2 separate regions of the Homo sapiens genome follow, and region 2 is linked to region 1. Evidence: chromatin loops called from intact Hi-C (ENCODE). Cell type or tissue: heart right ventricle. All regions are shown on one strand. Links, peaks and the distances in the headings refer to the core of each region. The heading gives the core; the rest is flanking DNA. Region 1 overlaps F11-AS1 (F11 antisense RNA 1). Region 2 holds the start of LOC339975 (a long non-coding RNA gene).

Region 1 (12,437 bases), core at 2,616-10,615:
GAGGCAGGCAGATCACCTGAGGTCGGGAGTTCGAGACTAGCCTGACCAACACGGAGAAACCCTGTCTCTACTAAAAATACAAAAAAATCAGCTGGATGTGGTGATGCATGCCTGTAATCACAGCTACTCGGGAGGCTGAGGCAGGAGAATCGCTTGAACTCAGGAGGCAGAGGTTGTGGTGAGCTGAGATCGTGCTATTGCACTCCAGCCTGGGCAACAAGAGTGAAACTCCGTCTAAAAAAAAAAAAATCAGTGATTGTCTAGGATTTGTGAGGTGGAAGGAAAGGATGGATGGGTGGAACACGAGGTTTTTAGGGCTGTGAAATTATTCAGCATGATGCTATAATGACGGTTGTATGTCATTATACATTTGTCAAAACCCATAACATCTACATGTAACCAAGAGTTAGCCCTAATGTAAACTACAGATTTTAGCTAAGAATCATGTAACAATATGTTCATCAGTTTTAACAAATGTCCTCCGCTAATGCAAGATGTTAGGAGAACCTGGAAGGGTAGGAGAAGAATACATAAGAACCCTCTGTATTTTATGCTTAATTTTTCTGCAAATCTAAAACTGCTCTATAAAATAAAGTCTACTAATTTTTAAAAGTGTACACCGATTTGGAAATAAGTCCTACTACACAAAACGTGATGGGTAAGCCTGAACTCCGGGTCCAGACTGCTTGAGTGAGCTGGGACAAATGACGTGTGGAAAATAGCAGGAACAGTGCCTGGCCATAGGGCTGGTTTGAAAGGGCAGATGAAAATCTATGGGGAGCAGATGGCCAAGTGCCTCCAGATGGTTATAACATTAGATAGAGTTCTCATAAGATAATTTCTACTAGTAAGAACCACTCACAATGGGACTCGGCTCTCTTCTGAAATAGTTTCATGTCGCTCAAGTATCCAAGCACAGACTGATGGATGAATTCAGTATTCAGTATTGGTTTTGAAAAGAAACACGGCATTATAAGGATGATCAAATAGTACGTTCTGTAATGTGCTGGAATTTTGGGATCGTCTGAAAGAAGGTGACATGTAAAACCACTTAGGAGATTGTAAAAGCCAAACATTCAAGACGTTGTTTGTGAGGATCGTCTTTTTTTTTTACTGCACATTTCAGCTCATTGTCAAACAAATTTCTACAGAGCCTTGGAATTATATAGTATCAGCATTGGAGAAAACATCAGTGCTCATAAAATCAGCCGCACTTTACAGATGTGGAGTAAGAGGTGCTCAAAGATTGAGTTTCCCTGGTCACAAAGCTAATCAGTGATAAAGTTGAGTTCAAGCTGTGGCTCTAAACCTCACTTCAGGACTCATTTTATTATATATGCTGCCACTGTTATTATTAGTCACAGTAACGGTTTCAAAATCCTAAAGACCCCACATTTGCATTGAAACCAAGATAATTTGGTTTTTCTTTCCGGAGTCCCTCCTCAATGCTCCACGGTCATCAGTCAGCGCCTTTTTGGGAGAAAATGTTTCCAGCTGCCACTCTTTGTAGAAGTTGCTCCCATTTGCTGTTCTATGTCTACAACGCTGCATATCAAAATTTTACAACACGTGGGCGATGACATTTACTTACTAACATAATAGCACCTTCACACTAAACAATTTTCAAATCACTATTATATTACCTCTTTGTAATAGGCTTATAAAGTTGACAGGACAGAATTTTATTTTAATCTTCATGTTATAGATGGCAAACTGGGGTTCAGAGAAGTTGCATGACTCACCTACATTCACAGAGCCAATCCGTGTGTGAAGTGGGTTTTGACACAAGTCTCCTGGCTTCTTTATCTGGTGCGGCCTCATTTGCTGTTGCTATTTGGAAATAAGGTGTTACAGAAGCTACTTAATATGCTTGATTCAAAGTCATTTGTTTGGCTAAAGAAATAATGTCTTAATAATAATTCTTTAAAAGTATTTTATAATATTTGATATAGGCAAAAGAACATAAGTAAGCTATATGTTACCTATTATGAAGCACAATAATAAAATAAACACCTGTGAACTCATCCTCTCAAAATACCTTGAAGCTACCTGTGTGTCTTCTTCATATTATTACTTTGTCTTTCCCCCAGAGGTAATGCTTATCATTATCTCTTTTAAAAATGTTTATTTTTTAAAAGCTAGCCCAACATTATCTGTATCTCTAACATTATGTTGTTTAGCTTTGTTTGTTTTTAAGTTACACTAAATATTTTTCCAGGCTGTATGCTGTCTTCAGCAAATTGCTCTTTTCATTCAATATTTGATTTTTAAGATATTTTATTTTCTGTAACAGTTTATCCATGTTCTGCTAAATCATATTCCATCATGTGAAATAGCACAAAATATTTATGCATTTGTTTTGCATCAGTGGACATTTGGGTTGTTGAGAACTTTTTTCTGTTGTGAACAACGATAAATGGAATTTTCATGTTTGTCTCCTGTGCACCCATGTAAGTATTTACAACTGGGTATGAAATTGGTGGGTTAAGGACGAGACAAGTATTCAAACTCATGAAATGCTGCCATACTGGTTTCCAAAGCTGTTGTGACAATTTGAGTTATCAGATCTTAGTTTTTTCCAGTCTACTGTTGATAAAATAATACGTCATTGAGATCTCAGGACGTATTTCCTGAGAAGCTAATGAGGGTAAATTACTTTTTGTGGTTATTTGTAATTTGGGCTTTCTTCTCTGAAATAATTCTTCATGTCTTTTGCCCATTGTTTTTTGTTTTCTTTGCTAGGTAGGGATTTTTTGGTCAAATGTAGTGTATGTATGTATCCTCTCCCAGTTTATGGCTTTCCTTTTCATCTCCTTTCTATTTTCTTTTCCTTTTTTTTTTTTTTTTTTTGAGATAGAGTCTTGCTCTCGTCACCAGGCTGGAGCGCAGTGGCGCGATCTTGGCTCACTGCAACCTCCGCCTCCCAGGTTCAAGCGATTCTCCTGCCTCAGCCTCCCGAGTAACTGGGACTACAGGCGCCCACCACCACGCCCAGCTAATTTTTGTATCTTTAGTAGAGACGTGGTTTTGCCATGTTGCCCAGGCTGGTCTGGAACTCCTGACCTCAGGTGATCCACTAATCTCGGCCTCCCAAAGTGCTGGGATTACAGGCGTGAGCCACTGCACCCGGCCTAAAGCATTTTCATGTACTCAAATATTTCATATAGTGAACAGTCTTTTATGGTTAATACTTTTAGGTCATATGAAAAATCCTTCTTCACTATTAAGTTTATAAAATTGTTTTTCTAAAACATGTAAAGAGGGTTTTGTTTTCCATTTAAGTCTTTAACCCATCAGGAATTTACTTTAGTGTATGGTAATAGTAGGGATCCAGCTTTTCCTCACATGGATGACCAACTGTCCCCACCTGATCTTTTGGAAACCTGATCTTTTCCTCAGTTACAGGCAATGTCACCACTGCTGTCTTATTTCAGTTTTCTCTATCTGTGAGGGTCTATTTCTCGACTTGTGATTTCGTTCCTCTGTTCAGTTTGTGGATCCTACTGCCCGTGCCTTAACTAACATTGCTTTACAGCCTGTGTTGATATCCGCCAAGAACTGCTCTCAGAGTCTCAACAGAGTCCTGTCTATTATATGTTTGTTATTCCATGTTAACTTTAGAATCATATTTTTGTCATGTTTGTCAAAAGTGGCAGAAGAAAGAAAAGAATCTATGGGGGTTTGACTGGAATTGGATTGAGTCTAGCCTATACTATTGATTGTACTGTCGCAAACTTGGTAATATTGATTCTTTCCATCCATGAACATATTACAGAATCTTTTCATTTCTTTTGTCTTTATCATTATCTTTCAGTATAGTTTTTTTTTTTTTTTTTGTTCTCCATAGTGGTTTCAAACATCTCTCACTAATTGTATTTCTGGATGTCTTGTTTTTTTTAATATGTTTTACTTGTAAAGCCACCCGGGCCTGCTGATTTCTCTGTACAAACAATTTTGACTATAGATTCAATCATTTTAATGGCAAAAATACTTGTCTTAATAGAATGTCTAAAGACACTAAGCGGTTAAAAATACTTTTCTGCAGAGAGGAATTGAATTTTCTTCTGCTGGGAGCCAGGGAGCACGTCTGAGCTAGAGCCACTTCAGCGCCTTTGTGGGGTCCCCCTCCCCTGCCCACGGCCCTGCTGCCTCTGGATTGCTGCTGGCATATGGCCCTCAGAGAAACCAAGCTTTCCTGTGAATAATACCTAGTGAATGATATTTTATGTGAATAATACCTAGTGAATGATACTTTTCTGTGAATAATACCTAGTGATTGATAGATACTTTTATGTGAATAATACCTACTGAATAATAGTTTATGTGACTAATACTTAGTACTTAGGGCCCTGATTTTAATTCAAGTTATTACAATAAAAATTTATTTTCTTTATTTTGTAATTGCCCCTTTTGATATTTCTCTGATTTCCGGTGAGCTCAGAAATGCACAAAAGAAAAAAAAAACATGTTGTATGGAGGACGTAGATGTTTTTCAGGGAAAGGACTCTTTAGAATATCCAGCCTGAACTTCTGCCAAAAATAAACATCTCCAGACTGGCTCTTAGGTAGGCACTTGGCATTATTCACGGCTCCCAATTCCTAACAACAACAACAAATTTTGCAATGCTGAGTGTGATGAAGGGTAGCTGAGAAGCGTTCCCTTTCATTTAGAGATAATCACAGTCTTAAAAAAGAAAGATCTTTATTTAAGATAGGCAGTGATTAAGCCACCCCTTGCAATGCCACTGCCCCCCAAGTTTTCTACACATCTACCACTCAGAATGGCACAATGGAAATATCTCAATGCAACAGCAATACTATGGAATGCTTACCACATGTAGGCACCATATACAGTCACACGATTCCTATTTATGTATATGCTTACTTGCGTTCACTGGAAGGATTGCCTTGCTTATCATTATTGAATTCCAGTGAGGCCTGCATGCGGCAGGTGTGCCCAGCTTGGACTGGCCAAGCTGCAGTTTGTGATCGTGCTCCCACCTTTCCAAGCCGTCTGCTCACCCTTATTGATGTGGACTTGAATATCTGGGCATGACTCTCAAGCATGTTTCCAAGGGCTCCTGTCACTCACCACTCTTGAATGTGAGAACTGTGCCTCGTGCATCACTATGTCAACCAGCTAGCCTGGTACATGTTTGCTGTACCGAACTCTTCAGAGGGGGCTGGGAGTAAAGGATACAACTTATCCCCTTTCTGCGTAAGCTTGGCTATTTATGATGTTTCAAATAAAAAATAACATGGTTCTATCTACTAATTTGTAGCTTGGTTTACATTAACACACACATACATTCACACACACACACTCAGAGTCCATCAAATAAGTGGAAATATCCAAAGTTTATCTGGGGGAGTATCACTCATAGGAAATACATAGACGCAGCCTAATGAACACGCAGGCTTGTGTTTGCCCTGATTTTATATTTCATGCACGTAGAATCTGGATTCCATTCTATCTGGTTTGTGAAAAAGTTTTCACCATTTACTCTTTTTCAAATAACAAACATTTCTTGTGAACTTACAAATGTATACTATGCTGTAATGTTCAGCAACACAACTAAAAGAAAGGGACTAGGTACCAGCCCTACAGGAACTCTGATTCTCCTATACGAATTAGATAAACAGGCTGGGCACAGTGACTCACGCCTGTAATCTCAACACTTTGGGAGGCCGAAGCAGGGGGATCACAAGGTCAGGAGTTCGAGACCAGCCTGACCAACATAGTGAAACCCCGTCTCTACTAAAATACAAAAATTAGCCAGGTGTGGTGGTGGGCACCTGTAATCCGAGATACTTGGGAGGCTGAGGCAAGACAATTACTTGAACGTGGCGGGTGGAGGTTTCAGTGAGCCAAGACTGCACCACTGCACTCCAGCCTGGGCAACAGGGCAAGACTCTGTCTCCAAAAACAAAAACAAAAACAAAACAAAGAATTAGATAAACAGTTGCAGGAGGGTAAAAAGTGCTTTGAAATATGTACATACAAAGAATCAGGACAGTAACCAAGAGTGATTACTTCTGCCTCAGTTAGGAAAGAATTAACAGGAGTAATTACAGTTGAGCCAGATAGGAGTTTTCCAGGAGGAGCACAACATCAACATGTCATACAGAGGGAACAGCATGATGTAGTGAAATTGCAATGAGAAAAGCATGAGTTTACATTCTGGACTCATCACTCTCCAGTTTTTGGTTAACAATCACTTTCCTTTGAGAGAATCATTTCTTCTTTGCAAATTAGGCACAATTACTTATCTCAGACATAGCACAGGATTGACTGAGATAAATTATGAAGTGCTTAGCACAGCACAGCACTCCTAAAAGTCAGTCAAGTGGTGGTAGTTATACTTTGCAAAGACAAATAAGTCATATGCAGGAGGCTGAGGCAGGAGGACCAGCCTGGGCAACATAGCAAGACCCTGTCTCTACAAAAAATAAAAAAAGTAGCCTGGCATTGAGAGGTGACAGCGTGCTGGCAGTCCTCACAGCCCTGGCTCGCTCCTGGCGCCTCCTCTGCCTGGGCTCCCACTTTGGCGGCACTTGAGGAGCCCTTCAGCCCACCGCTGCACTGTGGGAGCCCCTTTCTGGGCTGGCCAAGGCCGGAGCCCGCTCCCTCAGCTTGCGGGGAGGTGTGGAGGGAGAGGCGCGAGCGGGAACCGGGGCTGCGTGCGGCGCTTGCGGGCCAGCTGGAGTTCCGGGTGGGCGTGGGCTTGGCGGCCCCACACTCGGAGCAGCCGGCCGGCCCTGCCGGCCCCGGGCAATGAGGGGCTTAGCATCCAGGCCAGTGGCTGCGGAGGGTGTACTGGGTCCCCCAGCAGTGCCGGCCCACCGGCGCTGCGCTTGATTTCTCACCGGGCCTTAGCTGCCTTCCCGCCGGGCAGGGCTCGGGACCTGCAGCCCGCCATGCCTGAGCCTCCCACCCGCTTCACGGGCTCCTGTGCGGCCCGAGCCTCTCCGATGAGCGCCGCCCCCTGCTCCACGGCGCCCAGTCCCATCGACCACCCAAGGGCTGAGGAGTGCGGGCGCACGGCGCGGGACTGGGTGAAGCCAGCTGGGCTCCTGAGTCTGGTGGGGACGTGGAGAACGTTTATGTCTAGCTCAGGGATTGTAAATACACCAATCGGCACCCTGTGTCTAGCTCAGGGTTTGTGAATGCACCAGTCAACACTCTGTATCTAGCTACTCTGGTGGGGCCTTGGAGAACCTGTGTGTCCACACTCTGTATCTAACTAATCTGGTGGGGACGTGGAGAACCTTTGTATCTAGCGCAGGGATTGTAAACGCACCAATCAGCGCCGTCAAAACAGACCATTCAGCTCTACCAATCAGCAGGATGTGGGTGGGGCCGGATAAGAGAATAAAAGCAGGCTGCGGAGCCAGCAGTGGCAACCCGCTGGGGTCCCCTTCCACAGTGTGGAAGCTTTGTTCTTTCATTCTTTGCAATAAATCTTGCTGCTGCTCACTCTTTGGGTCCACGCTGCTTTTATGAGCTGTAACACTCACCGCGAAGGTCTGCAGCTTCTCTCCTGAGCCAGTGAGACCACGAACCCACCAGAAGGAAGAAACTCCGAACACATCCGAATATCAGAAGGAACAGACTCCAGACGCGCCACCTTAAGAGCTTTAACACTCACCGCGAGGGTCCGCGGCTTCATTCTTGAAGTCAGTGAGACCAAGAACCCACCAATTCCGGACACAGCATGGTGGCTCACGCCTGTAATCCCAGCACTTCAAGAGGCTGAGGAAACACTGCCTGAGCCCAGGAGATCGAGGCTGCCATAAGCTGCGATCGCATCACAGCTCTCCAGCCGGGGTGAGGGAACAAGAACCTGTCTCTTAAAAAATAAAACATAAATTAGTCCTGAGCAAGAAATAAAATGTTGGTTGAAAATTTTTAAAGTATTTTCCAAAGTGTCCAGAGTCTCATTCCCCATTGTCTATTTCCCATCTGTATTTGATCTGACTTTGAAAAGGTCTTTGAATAAATTGAAGAGCTTGAAGATGGTGAAGAGAAAAATGTTTTGCCCAACTTTACTGTTGTTTAATTAAACTTTTTGTTTTGAGATATTGGTAAGTTCACATGTAGTTTTAAGAAACAATACAGGGAGATCCCAGGTACTCTGGTAAGTTTTCCCCAGTGGTAACACTGGGCAAAGCTACAGTAGAATAGCACAACCAGGATACTAACATGGATGCAGTGGAGACACAACATTCCCAAGACCACAAGCATCTCTCATGTGGCCCGGTTATAGCCTACCCCACTGTCCACCTGCCCCCACCCCTCCCGAACCCTGACAACCATTAATCTAGCCTGCTTTTCTATTATTTTGTCATTTCAAGAATGTTATGTAAATGGAATCATCTAGCACGGGAACCTTTTGGGATTGGCGTCCCCCTCCCTCACTCGTGGTTCCCTGAAGATTCAGCCAGGTTCTTTAATGTATTGGTGGTTCATTCCTTTTGATTGCTGGATAGTGTTCTGTGATATGGATGTAACACAGTTTAACCATTCACTTGCTGAAGGACAACTGGGTTATTTCCAGTTTTTGTCTCTTATGAATCAAGTTGCTATAAACATCCTTGTATAGGTTGCTGTATAAACAGTCTTCATCTCTCTGGGATCAGTGCCCAAAACAGTAATTGCTAGGTCATATGATTGTGTGTGTGTGTGTGTGTGTGTGTGTGTCTGTGTTTAAGAAACTGCCAAACGTTTCAAACTGTTTTCCGAGTGGCTGTAGCAGCTTACATTCCCACCAGCTCTGCGTGAGTGGTCCCACCAAATCCTTGCCAGCTTTTGGTGTCCTTTTTTTTTTTTTTTGGTAGCCATTTTAATAGGTATATAGCGATGCGAAGTGATTTTACTTTACACTTCTCTAATGACTAACTTATTGAGGATCTTTTCATATACTTATTTGCCATCAGTAAAATGTCTGTTTGTGTCTTTTGCCAATTTTCTAATTGGATTTTTGGTTTTTACTGTGGGGTTTTCAGAGTTCCTTTTATGTTCTAGATATTATTTCTTTGCCGTACATGTGTTTTGCAAATATTTTCTCCCACTCTCTAATTTGCTTTTTCCCCGTCTTTTCAGGATCACTGGCAAAGCAAGCAAAAGTTTTAGTTTTGATGAAGTTCAGTTTTCAATGTTTCATGTCATGTCCTGTGTTTTTGGTATCGTCTAACTCTTTGCTTAGTCCTAGATCTTGAAGATTTCCTTAATTTATTTTTTCTAAAAATTTGCACATCTACATTTTACATTCAAGTCTATGATTCATTAATTTTGTATAATATGTGAGAATAGATCAAGGTACATTGTTTTTGCCTACGGATATCCAATTGCTCCAAAAATCAGTTGGGCATATTTATGGGGGTCTTATTTTTTTAGTTCACCATTCTGTTCTGCTTATTTACACATCTATCCCTTTGCCAATACCACAGCCTTGATTACTGTAGCTATATAAAGTCTTGAAATTGGGTAGACTGATTCTTCTCACTTTATTCTTCATTTTAAAAACTGTTTTTGTTATTTCTGTTTTTTGCTTTTTCATAGAAATTTTACAGTGATCTTACCTGTATGAATAAAAATTGCTCCGGGCTTTTGATAGGAATCTTAACAAACCTGCGCATCAATTTGTGGAGAATAAATATCTTTACTCTGTTGAGTCTTTCAGTCTGTGAACACAGAATGTCTTTCCATTTATCTGGATCTTGATTTCTTCATCAGCATTCTGTAGTTGTCAGCACATATAAATGTTTTCTAGATTTACACCTAAGTATTTCATTTTTTTGAGTGGTTGTAAATGGTGCTTTCTATCTTAATTTTTGGTGTCCATGTATTCATTGCCAGTGTATGGAAATACAAATTATTCTTTATCTTGTTGAATTCACTTATTCACCCAAATATCACATCTTATAGAAAATTAACTCAAAATGAGTCACGAACTTATATGTAAAAGGTAGATGTGTAAATTTTTAGAAAAAGAAAATTACGGAAATCTTCAGAATTTAGGGCTAAGCCTAAAGAGTTCTTTGACTTGATACCAAAAGCACAGTACATACAAGGAAAATGGAAAAATCGCAATTCAACAAAACTAAAACTTTTGCTTTGCAAAAGATCCTGAAAAGAGAAAAAAAATTATGGCATGGAAGAAAATATTTGCAAACACATATACAAAAACTATGAAGGTTTTTTGGTAATGTTTTTTGTTTTTGCTTTTAAATTACTTGAAATTTTCTTTGTAGAAAGTCACGTCACCTGTAAATAAGGGCAGGTTTATTGCTTCCTTTTCAATCTGTTTGTCTTCTTTTCTACTTTATGTCTTATTCTCCTGACTGGAACTTCTTGTACTGTGTTGAGGAAGAGTGATGAGAGTAGGTATGCTTGTTTTGTTTCTCGTCTTGGGGGAAAATTCAGCCTTTCAACATTGACTACAATATTTACTGTAGGTGTTTTGTAGATGTCCTTTAATCAAGTTAAGGAAGTTCTGTATATGTTCTGAAAATTTTCTTTTTTATTTTAGATATTTTTATTTCTCCTAATTTGTTATTTATCAGGAGTGACTGAAATAAAAAATATAATTGAGCCCTGTCATCATTATCATGGAAATGGCTTTAAGAGAAAACTGATCAGATGAATACTATTGCCTCCCATTTTCAACCACGAAACAGTTGCCACTGATAAATTGACAGTCAGGAGTCTGTCAAGAATGCTCAAGATATGTTATATAATACAACATGCCTGTTCACAGGGGGAAGCATCCTAGGAAATAACTTATGTGTACTTCTGATTTCATCATACAAGACAAGCACAAACGCACCACCCATGCCTCTGAGAACATTGGACCATGCACCCTTGAAAAAAGCTCTGCCTCCTTCATCAGGAGCAATCTTCCTCCAGCAGTGAAGCCTGCCTGTGTACATGATGTCAGCTGCACCCTGACTGCATCATCATTCCGTGGCGAACAGCGTCAAATGGATAGGAAGTCAACCCAGCAACGGCAGTGACGGACTGCGCGATCATACGGCTGATGACATGTGAGTGTTCCTGGAATCTGGAAGCATTCTCCTTGCAGTGTCATAGACACCGAAGCAGGCAGCTCGGTAGATGATAATACCCTGCACAGACCTGTTAGAGCCTTGGTACAGGCCTTTAATCCCATCAGATTTGTAGATCTTAACCAGGCGGTCACCAAGGCCTTGGAATTCCCTTTCAGCTCCAGCTTTACCCACATCAGCTGCTAGATGGGTACGGTCAAAATCAAGAGGGTATACAAAACATAAGGATGTGGCCCCAGGGGCACCACCTGATGCCAGACTCCCTGCAAACTTGTGCCAAAACTGGATCCTCTTGTCACACCCCCCGGGAAGATCTGCTTGTTTTTATCTTTGAAGGCAAAGTTGAGAGCGTGGGTAGGGAAGTATCTGATGACATTGGCCAGGTTACCGTGCCAGAGGGACAGGACTCCTGCTCCTTGGGAATGCGGACCATGCAGTCTACAACGCCCGTGTATTGCTTATCTGCGGTGATCTGCTTGCTGGCACTCTGCACCTGCAGCAGCAGCTTGACCCCTCCGTGGGTGCCACCGCCATCTTGGAGATGGCCGCGGTCACTCCACCTGCCAGGAAGTCCTTGGCAAGGACACAGCGGCATCTGTCATGTTGAAAGGAAGAGGAGGCAGGCGGCTGCGGGATGGGACTGGGCGGGAACCGGCTTTGACTCTGGGGCTGCAGGGCGGAAATTTTCATTATGAATAAGTATACAAATATTATAAACTGTTTATTCTGCCTTGATTTGATGTAATGTTATTTTTCTTTTTTAGTCTATATTAATATGGTGGATAATTACTGATTGACTTTTGAATATTGAACCAGCCTTGCATCCCTGGAATAAACCCTTTTTGATAATAGCCTATAATTTGTTTCATATACATTTTTTTCTTTTTCTTTTATTTTCGAGACAGAATCTCACTCTGTCGCCCAGGCTGGAGTGCAGTGGCGCGATCTCAGCTCAGTGCAACCTCCACCTCCCGGGTTCAAGCAATTCTCCTGCCTCAGCCTACAAAGTAGCTAGGATTACAGGCCCGCACCAGCACACCCCGCTAATTTATTTTTATTTTTATTTTTAATAGAGACAGGGTTTCACCATGTTGGCCGGGCTGGTCTCGAACACCTGACCTCAAGTGATCTGCTCGCCTCCACCTCCCGAAGTGTTGGGATTACAGGCGTGAGCCACAGCACCCGGCCTGTTCCCTATATTGTTGAATTCTAATTGCTAATATTTTGTTAAGGATTTTTGCTTGTATACTTATGAGGAATATTCATCTGTAGTTTTCTTTTTTCTCTGTCTTCATCTGGTTTTGGTATCACAGTAATACTCATTTCATAAAATAAATGGAAAAGTATTCCTTCTTGTCTTATTTGCTGAA
Region 2 (12,437 bases), core at 2,353-10,352, 1.2 Mb after region 1:
ATACAAGCAAACACTGTCAGGCCCCCTAATGTGAACACGACCATCAGTTTCAGGTGGGCACAAGGAATGAAGGCTTAGTCCGGTCTAAGATGTGGGTGTCTAAGCGGGTGGTTTTGAGGGACAGAACTTCTGTCCTGTTTCACCCTCTTCACTTCCTTTCTCCTCCTTACTGAGGGTCATAGCCTTTGATTGTGCTCCATTTCACTAAAAGGTGCAGGTACTTTTCCTTCAAAATAAGCTCAAACCCTTCCTGAACGCTTTCTCTTTCAACTCTTAAGCACGTGTGCTGTGGAGTGACTTGTTATTTCCTGCCCTACAGATCTGTAAGAGAGCTAGGGCCTTTGCCCAATGTGTGAGAAGAGGTGCAACTTGCTTCCTCTCCTGCATTCACCTTAGCAGGGTTGTCTTCCGCGCGGCTGAGGTGGCCAAGCTGCTCACATCCCTGCACCCAGGTCTTGGCCACTACCAAATGGAGAAGCCCAGTCGACAAATGCTGTGGCCGGGCATTGTCACCCCAGCTGCGAGACCTTCTCTCTATCCATGGGGAGGGAATAGAAGGCTTCATTTATGCCACCATATGAGCAATAAGAACTTTGGACTGGTTTTATAAGTGAATTTGTAATCTCACATCCCAAGAAAAAAGTCTTCTGCAGTTTCCAAACCCTTTTAGGTTCACTTGCTTGTTAATTTTATTGTGAGAAGAATAAATAAAATCAGAAATACATAAATAAAAATATTTTGATGAGATTGTCATTCAAAATGGATTTGTTGGTGCAAAAAGAGTATTTTTAAAAAGAAAAAAAATCCACACAAGAATTATCACTAATCTCAAAAGACATAAACGTCTTAGTAGCCTGCAGAGATAGCTTTTACTTTATTTTAATATCAAAGCAGATGAACTCAAAGCAGATGAATTAACTTCCTTAAAATATCAAAAGCTGATTGTCTGTTCTCATAATTCAATAAATTTGGCAAAGAAAAAGTGTTTCAGGTAACACATGCTTTATGAAAGTGTCTCAGTTTTGTAAATTACCCCTTAGCCTCCAGTATTAGAGAAGAGCTTCAGATTTTTATAAATATTAATCCTGTCCTGGTTTATTACGTGCTGATTCAGATATAAATTACTTTTAAAATTTAAAAAATGTCATGCTTATTGGCCTAAGAAAATAATGACTTTCCTATCAGAGACTACAACCAGACTTTAAGAACTCAATATCATAAAAATGTCCATTCTCCCCAAATTTATTTACAGATTCAGTGCAATTCCAATAAAAAGCCCAAAAGTTTTTCTATGTAATTAGACAAGTTGACTTTTAATTTATATGGAAAAGTAAAGGGCCAAGCACAGTGGGGATTCATCATTGGGTGTATCAAACCTTATTGTAAACCAGAAGTAATTCAGACAGTGCAAGTGTTGTCTAGAAATAGACAAATAGGCCAAGGAAACAAAATAGAAACTCCAGAAATAAACTCACATATACGGAAATGTATTAAGTGCAAAAGCAGGGATCGAAGCTCTGTGGTGAAAGGAAGGGCTGTTTATGAATGGTACTTGCACATTAACTTATGGATACCAAATAATGGAAATTGGATTCCTACTTCACAGCCTATACAAGTATGGTCATGCACTCCCACATAATATTTTGATCAACAGTGGACTGCATATACAATGGTGGTCCCATAAGGTAATCAGGGAGCTAAAATATTTCTATGGCCTAGTGATGTAGCAGCCGTCATAACATAGTCACATAATGCATTACCTTTTCCATGTTTAGCTGTGTTTGATACACATAGAATCATGTTACAGTTGCTGACAGTACTGAGTACAGTAACCTGCTGTACAGGTTTGTAGCCTAGGAGCAATAGGCTATTCCGTATAGTGTAGGTATGTGGTAGGTTGTGCCATCTAGATTTGTGGAAGTACACTCTGTGATATTTGCACAATGATGAAGTTGCCTGATGAAGCACTTCTCAGAACGTATCCCCATTGTGTTTCTCAGAATGCATCCTCGTCATCAAGTGATGCATAACTGCATAGCTTTAAGGTAGATTTAGGACTTAAATATTTAAGGCAAAACTACAATCTTTCAAAAGACAGTATCAGAAATATCTTAATTACCTCAGGGTAGGACTTTGCTTTAAAAAGATGTAAAAGAACTAACCATAAAAAAGATGGATAATTCGACTACATTAAAATACAGAGCTTCTGATCATCAAAAGAAACTATTAGAAAGTGATTGGACAAGTCTGAAGTAGGAAGAATGTCTGAACAACACAGAAGCAGCAAAGGCTTGGTTTGAAGAGCATAAAAACGCTTATAAATGAATTTTAAAATGATAAGCGATGTGATAATTGGCAAAAGCTATAAATAGAAATTTCTCAAAATAAGCAGCATAATTGATGCATGAGATATGAAAAATACCCAATCTTACTAGTAATCAAAGAAATGCAAATTAAAACTACAATAAGACAGCATTTCCTATCCACCTCAGATAACGTTCTTAAATAGCAGAGCACATATATATGATTTCACTTTTTGTGGTTTAGCTTTTCATTCTGAGAATGAGAATAAACCTTTTCACCCATGTTTTCCATAGTCCGGTCTGTTATTCTACATTCTTTTACATTCTAATACCTTATGTTTTCCATTACATCCTTTCTTCTCACCCTTATATCAGTTTCTAATGGATTTAGCAGGAAACCAACATTCCTGTTCAACTTGTACAAACTTGTGAAAACATAATTGAAATGAAAATGGAAATTTCAGGCCACCAGATGTCTTTATGCATCTGCATAAATAACAGTGCCATGAAATTGACCCCAGCCTACCTTTTAAGTAGGAAAACACTCTCCTTTAATCCAATGTGGATGATTATGGATGATTCATTTGCTACTAATTTGCTGAAAACTCAATTCAGAAAATACTAACAATACGTATATTAAGCCTTAACAAATGACATTCAACAGAAATCTGTTTCCTTTGATACTTTTCCTTTAAGGAAGTCTCCAGACAGTGTTTCCTAATCAGTATAATGAGCTTTCTGGAATTTATGAAAGCGAAGGCTCCTTTCAGATCTAAAGTTTCAGCTCTGTATTTTCACTATTAAGAATTGTTTACACCTATAAAACCAGATTGAAGAGCTTTGCTAAGTCTCCGTCCCTCTTCTCCATCCCCTCTGCATCCGTGTCTCCCAAAGCTCTTTATTACCCTCCCCATTTCTTTGCTCTGTTTCTGGCTGCCGCTTTTCCTCAATCTTGCTCTCATTCTCCTTCACACTTTACTGCTCTCTCACTAACTCCACAAGTTTAAAAAACTAACCCAACTTAGAAATGTCTACTAACTTCCTAAAACATCCTCCACAACATTAAAAAGCACTGCTAATATTTTTACAATACAATACACAAATATTTAATAAAATCAGGACAACACACATTCCCACTTTGTACCATCGTGTTACCAAATGAGATTCACTTGTAATGAACAAATCATCAATCTTCGCTGTTATCAGAAACTAGCTTCCCCAAGCCTTCCAGTAATTTTTTAGAGTTCTGGAAGCAATAGCTCCAAACCTAGTCTGTCAGCAGGAGACTCGGCCTGGCTTACGCTCCACTTGGACTTCTGCTCGGGCTCCCGGGAAGCCATCTGGGGCAGCCTGGCGTCCATCTGCCCTTCTGAAGTAGGTCGCAGACCCTGCCAAGATACTGACCCTGGATGCCAGTGAAACCTCATCCCTGTCATGACAAAGAATCTCTGGAGTCCAGGTAAAGGTAGGGAGAATGCCTCCTCTCCAACATCTCCCACACTGCATCGTCTGGACAATGGCACAGTTCTACTTCTGTGGGCACCTCTGTTCTTCATGAAAAACACCACTGCCATATTTTGGCCAGATCTGGGCAATACAAGGCTCACTCTCAGCCCAAAGGGCATGCATGAAACAGATTTCTTCCCACGAGGGAGAGACCCTCCTATTATCCTCCTAAATTCCATCCCCACTTAGAACCATCCTCCCATGTATCCTCCTATAATCAATCTCCCATGTTATTTATCTCCTAAAGTCTATTCCCAGCTTAGAACTGAGAATTCTTCCTTTCTCCCAGTTCCCACACTTGCCTAGTTAAAAACTGTCCAGTTTAAAACAACGACTTCCATGCATGCCAAAGACAGAAGCAGATCTTAGAAGAAGATGGCTTCCCAACCCCACCTTTCTCAGGGCTCTTGCTAAATAATTTATTAGATTGACCAGCCAGACCTGGAATTTGAACCTGACGCATGATCTTGGTGGAGATACTAACTGCTCATTTATCATCCCTAAAAGGGAGAAAAACCTGCATTTGCCATACTTCAAGATCTAGTCCACACTTAGCTTCCCTTTGGACTGCTGCCTTTCACTCTTTCATTTATCTAGAATGCTGTGTATTTTCCTGACTACATATAACTACACCGTAAAACATCTGAAGACTGCATAAAAACATAAGAAAAAATAAATAAATCATTTCAAAATTTCATCACACTGAGGCAACCACTGTCAAGATCTTGGTATCTGTTTCTGTTATGAAAATATGCAAACATAAATTAATTTTACATAAAAGGAATCATTTCTGTTTACATCTTTTAAATTTTTACTGTTGCCCTTTTCTTGCTTTCCCCACTCCACAAGTGTCCTTATTAATTTCTTTATTCCTCATATCATTCCTTGAAAGTTGTTTATTACAGGTATATTTTCCTTTTTCTCTTTCTGGCTGCAGAATTGTGTTAAGAATGAGATAAAAATTACCCATGTACCCATGACCTTATTAAAAATCATCCATCACCGAAACAGCTGATATTCCTCCTAGTTCTTCCCCAACTGCCTCCTTCTGCACCCACATTAGCCAGCATCTTCCTTTGGTGTTTGTCATTCTCACGGATACCTTTACATGTGTGTCACATACGTCTTTGGCACTAAACAGTATGTAGCACTGCGTTATATGTTCCTAACCGCAGTACAAATGGCCACAGCTATATATATTTTCCTGGAATCTCTCTTTTCTCACTTAATGCGGATTAATATGAGTAAGTCTAGTTTCTTGACTTTGCTATTTTGCCACATTCTCTTGTGGGAATGTACATCAAGGTATTAGTCAATTCCTCTGTTAATGGACATTGCTGTTGTTTTCATCCTTTTGCTCTCCTGTGGTCTGTGGCTGTGAGCCTTTTTTTCAGATTGAGGCAGCATAGCAAGCAGTTTTGAAGGGGGACTCCAGTGCAGACTGCATGCATCTGATGTGTGGTGGCGCCATGTAGGAGCTCAGCAGCCTTGGCAAGTTAGTTAATCCACTGTGCGTCACTTCCCCATTTTAAAATTGAGATAAAAATAGTATGTACTTCATAGGACTATTGAGAAGAGTATTAACTTGAAGCATATGCAATTATAATTTTCATAGTCCAAAAATGGTCACATATTAGCATTTTTATATGGTGAAACCTAATAAATGAGATAATTGATATAGCATATTTAGAATGGAGGTATACAGTCAGTACTTAGTATTAGCTGTAATGATAGCAGTGGTGATGACAATGATGGTGTCTCTTTGTATATGTTAAGTCTCAGGCTTTCTCTGGCCTAAACAGCCAGGAATAGAATTGCTGGGTCACAGGATCTATCCAAATTCAACCTTTACCTCCAGAATGTTCTCCAGAGTTTTCTATCCAAGATATGTTTTATTTTTCTACATATTTGTGTCTTAATATTTTTCAATAACGTTTTATAATATTGTTCATAAGAATTATTCGTTTTCTTCTCTCTTTCCCCTCTCCTCCTCTCTCTTCTTCTGTTCTTTTTTATCTCTTTCTTCCTCCTCCTCTACCTCTCCTTCTTTTTCTTTTTTCTCCCAAATTCGAAGATGAACACTCTTCTGCTATCAGAGTAGAAAGGTCTGTGACTTCCTCATGTTTCTAGAAGATCTCCATGGATCATGCAAAAGGTCAGATGCCATCTTTACTTTCACAGCTCTGGAAATCCATTTGCTAAGCTCTCAATTATCACCCAGAGCTCTAGGACGGTATTTCTAAGACTTTTGTGTGGCTCACAGAGTATCATGCTGTTAACTGTCCCAGAAGCCTAGAGGATCCCTTGGCTTTACAGCGCACAGCTCCTGACCCTGCAGCTCCACTGGAAATTGGACTGAGCCATCATCTTCCCTGAGCCTCCCCGCTTCGCTCTTCATTGTCCTCCCTCCCTATTCGGCAGATCCAGAGATTCACTCTGCTGCGTAAATTCTTTTAGTCCCAAGATAAAGCACTGCCTATGAAGAGATGTCTAACTTTTAAAACTGGCCAATTACATCAAAATTTATTTGGTTCTATAAGCAAAGATATGGCCCAGCAATTTATTAACAGGAAGGGAATGCTAAGTGAATATCAGCAATCATTAATAAAGATGTTGTGAATGGTTTCAGAACGCACAGTAAACAATTTAATTCCAAATGATATATTAAGAGAGAACTAAGAAGAGGATTTCTTTCAGATAGCACAGAATAGAATATTTTTCCAAATTAATAGTTACAATATTCAGGAGAAACAAACCGTTCAAAATAACTGAACCCTGCCTGTAGTCTCTTTCCTGTATTGCTAATCCTCTTTCCTATTTCGTTTTTCTGTCATTTCTTTCTCTCTCTACTTGGCTTTTTCCATCAGCATGTAAATCTAATTTAGTTTTTGCCATCCTTAATAAAAACAAAATGATGCCTGCGACTGTTGTCTAATGTCTACTTTTCAAAACCAAAATTTTCAAAAGCACTATTTATGCTGTTTGTCTCTTCCTCTTCCCCTTTCCTCCCAGCCCATTTCAATAAGGCTGACTACCGCCAACCACTCCGCCCCAGAGGCATCTGCCCCCGGCCGCGCACCCTCTCTCCCTCACCACGCCTTGGTGTCCTCACGTTCCCGCACCTCTCAGAAGCGCTTCCTCCACGCTCCACAACGGCCTTCCCCGCCCAGAAGCGCTTCCTCCACGCTCCACGGCGGCCTTACCTGCTCAGAAGTTCATGCTCCCAGCGGCCTTCCCCACCCAGAAGCGCTTCCTCCAGGCTGCGCAACGGCCTTCCCCGCCCGGAAGCGCTTCCTCCAGTCTCCACAGCGGCCTTCCCGCCCGGGAGCGCTTCCTCCACGCTCCACAGCGGCCTTCCTTGTGAGAGGTGACAGCGTGCTGGCAGTCCTCACAGCCCTCGCTCGCTCTCGGCGCCCCCTCTGCCTGGGCTCCCACTTTGGGGGCACTTGAGGAGCCCTTCAGCCCACCGCTGCACTGTGGGAGCCCCTTTCTGGGCTGGCCAAGGAGGAGCCCGCTCCCTCAGCTTGCAGGGAGGTGTGGAGGGAGAGGCGGGAGCGGAAACTGGGGCTGCGCGCGGCGCTTGCGGGCCAGCTGGAGTTCCGGGTGGGCGTGGGCTTGGCGGGCACTGCACTCGGAGCAGCCGGCCGGCCCTGTCGGCCCCGGGCAATGAGGGGCTTAGCACCCGGGCCAGCGGCTGCGGAGGGTGTACTGGGTCCCCCAGCAGTGCCAGCCCGCCAGCGCTGCGCTTGATTTCTCGCCGGGCCTTAGCTGCCTTCCCGCCGGGCAGGGCTCGGGACCTGCAGCCCGCCATGCCTGAGCCTCCCACCCGCTTCACGGGCTCCTGTGCCGCCCGAGCCTCTCGGATGAGCGCCGCCCCCTGCTCCATGGCGCCCAGTGCCATCGACCACCCAAGGGCTGAGGAGTGCGGGCTCCCGGCGCGGGACTGGCAGGCAGCTGCACCTGCAGCCCCTGTGCGGGATCCACTGGGTGAAGCCAGCTGGGCTCCTGAGTCTGGTGGGGACCTGGAGAACCTTTATGCCTAGCTCAGTGATTGTAAATACGCCAATTGATACTCTGTATCTACCGCAAGGTTTGTAAACACACCAGTCATCACCCTGTGTCTAGCTCAGGGTTTGTGAATGCACCAATCAACACTCTGTATCTAGCTACTCTGGTGGGGCCTTGGAGAACCTTTGTGTGGAGACTCTATCTAGCTAATCTGGTGGGGACGTGGAGAACCTTTGTATCTAGCGCAGGGATTGTAAACGCACCAATCAGCGCCGTCAAAACAGACCATTCGGCTCTACCAATCAGCAGGATGTGGGTGGGGCCAGATAAGAGAATAAAAGCAGGCTGCGGAGCCAGCAGTGGCAACCCGCTGGGGTCCCCTTCCACAGTGTGGAAGCTTTGTTCTTTCATTCTTTGCAATAAATCTTGCTGCTGCTCACTCTTTGAGTCCACCCTGCTTTTATGAGCTGTAACACTCACCGCGAAGGTCTGCAGCTTCACTCCTGAGCCAGCGAGACCACGAACCCACCAGAAGGAAGAAACTCTGAACACATCCGAACATCAGAAGGAACAAACTCCAGACGCGCCACCTTAAGAGCTGTAACACTCACCGCGAGGGTCCGCGGTCCCTCTTCATTCTTGAAGTCAGTGAGACCAAGAACCCACGAATTCTGGACACACCTGCTCAGCAGTTCATGCTCCCAGCGGCCTTACCCGCTCAGAAGCGCTTCCGAAGTGCTTCCTCCAGGCTCCACAGCGGCCTTCCCCGCTCGCTCCTTTGAGCTCCTCCTCGGTCGCTTTTGCCAGCCTCTGCCTCCCTTTCTAGCGTCCTATTTCAGCACACTCATTTTCGTTTCAGGCAGGTGCGCTTTCCGTTCCCAGAGCGCACTGGAACCTCTTTCCCGCTGGCCTCAGCCTTTTCTTGGAATGCCCTTTCCAGCCTTTTCACGTGGAAGCACCACTCAGCTTCAAAGCCACCTCCTTGGGAGGCCTTCTCTGACCGCCCAGCCTCGTTCGCGCCACGTGTACATTCTCAGTGCAGCCAGTAACCGCCCATTTATGTATACATACACATGTAAATGCACATATAAATAATTCACCCACTATAATTTTGATGAAATATATATTTAAGAATGTGTTGTTTTGTCCATCATTAAAGTCCAAGCTCCACAAAATCAGAAACTATAACTTTTTTATTCACTGCCACATCTCCAGAATTAGCAGATTGTTGGTATAGTGTTAATTGAATAATTGGATAAAATTTCCAACATACAAGCCCTACAGAAAAGAACATGTGTGGTGGAAACTAAAATACATTTTGCCTATTTACAGAAGGAGATCAGTTGGAAGCTTTCCTTGGACTAAGAGCATCCTTAGCTATGAAGGCGAATGGATCTTGAGGCTGCAAGGTATTCAACAAATATTGGTATGATGGGGTCATATTGTTGACTTTTAAAAATACTGCAATATACTGACATATCGAAACAGCGACGTTCGGCTATGTTTTCTGGTGAGTATGCCTTCAGGAAGAAGAAAAGACGAGATGCCTTCCCATTCGAATGGTTTATGCTCTGAATCACAAAAGTTTATAAGATCAAAGTGAAAAGTCAATGTAGATTTTGTAGAATATTTAATGAAACGTTTTGCGTGTTAGGGCTCCAGGTAGTGCACGATCTTTCATGGCAGGAAAGCCCCACTCCGCCACCATGGGAATCTGTGAGGACGCCAAGCTTCAGTTCTAGATCCAGAAGCTTTCCCAGGGAGCAGGCTGCCGTGCCATTTCACATTCCACGTGGCATTTCCAATGGGGATGATGAGAAGCCACTGAGATAACTCTTTGGAGAAACATTCAGCTCTAGGAAAGTACTATGTAACCTGATAGGTTCACTTTTGACATTTCATTTTATATATTTCTAAGAATTTTTTAAAATTCCTGCATGCAGCCGTTAGACAAGGATCATAATCCTCATTGATGCTGTTTAATGCCTAATAACAGATGCATATTGGCTCTAGTAAATGGCTTGTAAGGTATTAACATTAATTCTAGGTATAATATAATAATACAATCATAAAACAAGTAGGAAATGACAAAGATGAGAACGGTGAAAACAGCATACAATCTTCAAGGAAAAGTTATACATATGGATTTAAACCACAGGTATACAGTCATTTTTATTCATTTTTGTATACCTATACCACTAATATAAATGTCAGAAGCACCACATTCTGAATTATTATTAGTGTTGTTTTTGTCTCCTTTTGGCCTGAAGAATTTGAAAGCCACTATTTTTTACTCTGCTTCAAAGCACGGGCCTCATGGTGGGTATGCTGTTTTAATTGAGGCGAGGTGGTTCCTGTAATAAGTCATGGTTCTTCTGCACTGTGGGTTAGACTCACAGTTTATAAGGCTGAGAAAAGTGCAGTGGAGTCAAATTCTACAGTTTCCCAGCAGCAGAACACGTCTAAAAATACTCAGAATATCAGGTAGTTCTCTCCCTTCCTCTACTTTTTTAAAAAAACTCTTTCTTCCTCCCTTCCTCTCATCTTTCATTCCTGCCTTTCTCCCTCCCTTCCTCCTTTCCTTCCTTCCTTTTTCTATCATATCGTATCATATCTATCATCTATCTACCTATCTAATCTATCGTCTATCCATCACCTTTCTTCCTCTGTCTCTTCCACCGCTATCTTCCTAAAATAGTTTCTATTTTTATTACTCCGCACCAGCACTGTCTCATAGAACTTTCTATGAGGTCAGTGGCATTTCATACCTGCACTATCCCTACAGTTGGCAGTAGCCACACTTGAGCTATTGAGACATTTGAAGCTGTTTGTCACTTTAAATGCGGCTAGTGCAACTGAGAAAATGAATTTTAACTACTTAATTTTAATTAATCTAAATTTAAATAGCCAATATGGCTAGCGGCTAGGATACACTTACGAAGAAAATGCTGCCCTGACCTTCGGGATATCACATTCCAGGGCACTTGTACTGACAACATTCTGCACAGTATATTTTGAGGTTTATTGAATCGGTGGGCGTAACATTCCTCATCACATATGAGCTTAACAAACCAACAATACAGCAGAACGTCAAGCTATATAAAACAAATTTATATAAGCAAAAATTGATTACGAGACTCAAGACAGCAAGACAATTCATTGTCAACAAACATGTTAAACAATTCCACAAAATAAGTAGGTTTTTGATCAAGTAATTTGTCTTCCCAATATTTTATATTCTCCTACAAATCATTTTGTTCTCAGAGCTGCAACCTGTGTTCTAGGCTGGGTCCCTCTTTGACATATCTCGCTATGTGATATTAGACAACTCAAATTGTTCTCTAAGAGCCATAATCTTTCCACCTGTAAAACAAAGACTAAGGCCAGTGATCTACAAGCACTCTTACTGCTGTCAGATTCTGGAAATAAAGCTCTTAGAGAATTTTTTTTCCCACAACATCTTTAACACATAGTTAGGTTGTCTTTTAAATATTAATCTAGAGATGTGGAAAAAATACTTATACCACCTCTATGTGTTAGTCTTTGCAGTAGTATTTTGTTGGTTTATGTGTGTGTGTGTGATGGAGTCTTGCTCTGTCACCCAGGCTTGAGTGCAGGGGTGCGATCTCGGCTCACTGCAACCTCTGCCTCCCGGGTTCAAGCGATTCTCCTGCCTCAGCCTCCCAAATAGCTGGTATTACAGGCACATACCACCACGCCCAGCTAACTTTTTGTATTTTTAGTAGAGACAGGGTTTCACCGTATTAGCCAGGATGGTCTCGATCTCCTGACCTTGTGATCCGCCCGCCTCGGCTTTCCAAAGTGCTGGGATTACAGGTGTGAGCCACTGCGCCAGGCCTGCAGTAGTTTTAATATAGCTGCTAGATACAATCTTAGATTGTTGAAACACACACACACACACACACACACACACAGGGAAAGAGAAGGAGTGCTAAACTGAAGCTATAATTTTTTTTTTATTTTATTCTACTCTTTTTTCTTTTTTTTTCTTGGAAGGGAGTCTTCAAGTAAAACTATGTGTGTTGATAGAGCATAGTCTTTTTCTCATCACATAGCTAAAATGCCCTTAAGAAGTATGGGATTGCTCTGCCCTTACTGGTTTATGGAAGCTCGGTTTACAGCTCCATCTAAAAAGATGGCCTTTCGAGAATATGCTGTTATGGGTGTTTTCTAGGGAAGAGTATCTTTTAAGAATGTGTGTGCACGTGTGTGTTTGTGTGTATGTGTGTGTTAGACTAGATCTATCTTGCCCCCTTCAAAAATGTTTCATAAATATTTAGGAGGGGAGGTCTTGTGTGTTGGCTGGACCACAGTTGTTTAGAAAACTCTGCCATATGTTTGCTTAATAATGCAAGCCTGTGGCTTTTAGAGTTTGGGTATCCCATGGATTGTTTTGTAAAATAATTTTAATTTCAAATGATTATAGTATTTAATTTCCCTTTCATCAGCCATTAAATACCTCAAGGAGTTATTATTTATTTTCTACCTACTTTCAGTAAGGATTCGGGGTGGGTTTTGAACACATTCAGTAACTGCAATAGTCACTCTTGTAGAGGAAGAGTCTCATTCGATTGTTCCTGCATGGAAAAGATGTTCAGT

Evidence for each region. Hi-C counts contacts between places; a loop is a spot of excess contacts. Peaks named below come from ENCODE experiments on the same cell type or tissue, not always from the same donor. Only the 100,000 strongest peaks of a DNase experiment are listed, where the experiment ranks them.
Region 2: a loop joins it to region 1, with 9 times the contacts of the local background. A loop is called at or near these places in 6 of 110 quality-filtered maps.

Annotation. Positions count from the first base shown.
Region 1 is chr4:186,317,933-186,330,369 of GRCh38, forward strand. The region is part of intron 1 of F11-AS1 (F11 antisense RNA 1); the gene reads right to left. It also overlaps the pseudogene SLC25A5P6. Among named protein-coding and RNA genes, the nearest start is that of F11, 58 kb to the left of the region's middle. RefSeq lists an enhancer at 6,399-6,900. In heart right ventricle, for the core only: no CTCF peak of the experiment used is centred there; no DNase peak of the experiment used is centred there; H3K27me3 peaks cover 1,447 bases.
Region 2 is chr4:187,498,280-187,510,716 of GRCh38, forward strand. LOC339975 (a long non-coding RNA gene) reads right to left here and starts at 7,334. Exons shown (of 5, transcript NR_038931.1): 1 at 7,013-7,334. In heart right ventricle, for the core only: no CTCF peak of the experiment used is centred there; no DNase peak of the experiment used is centred there.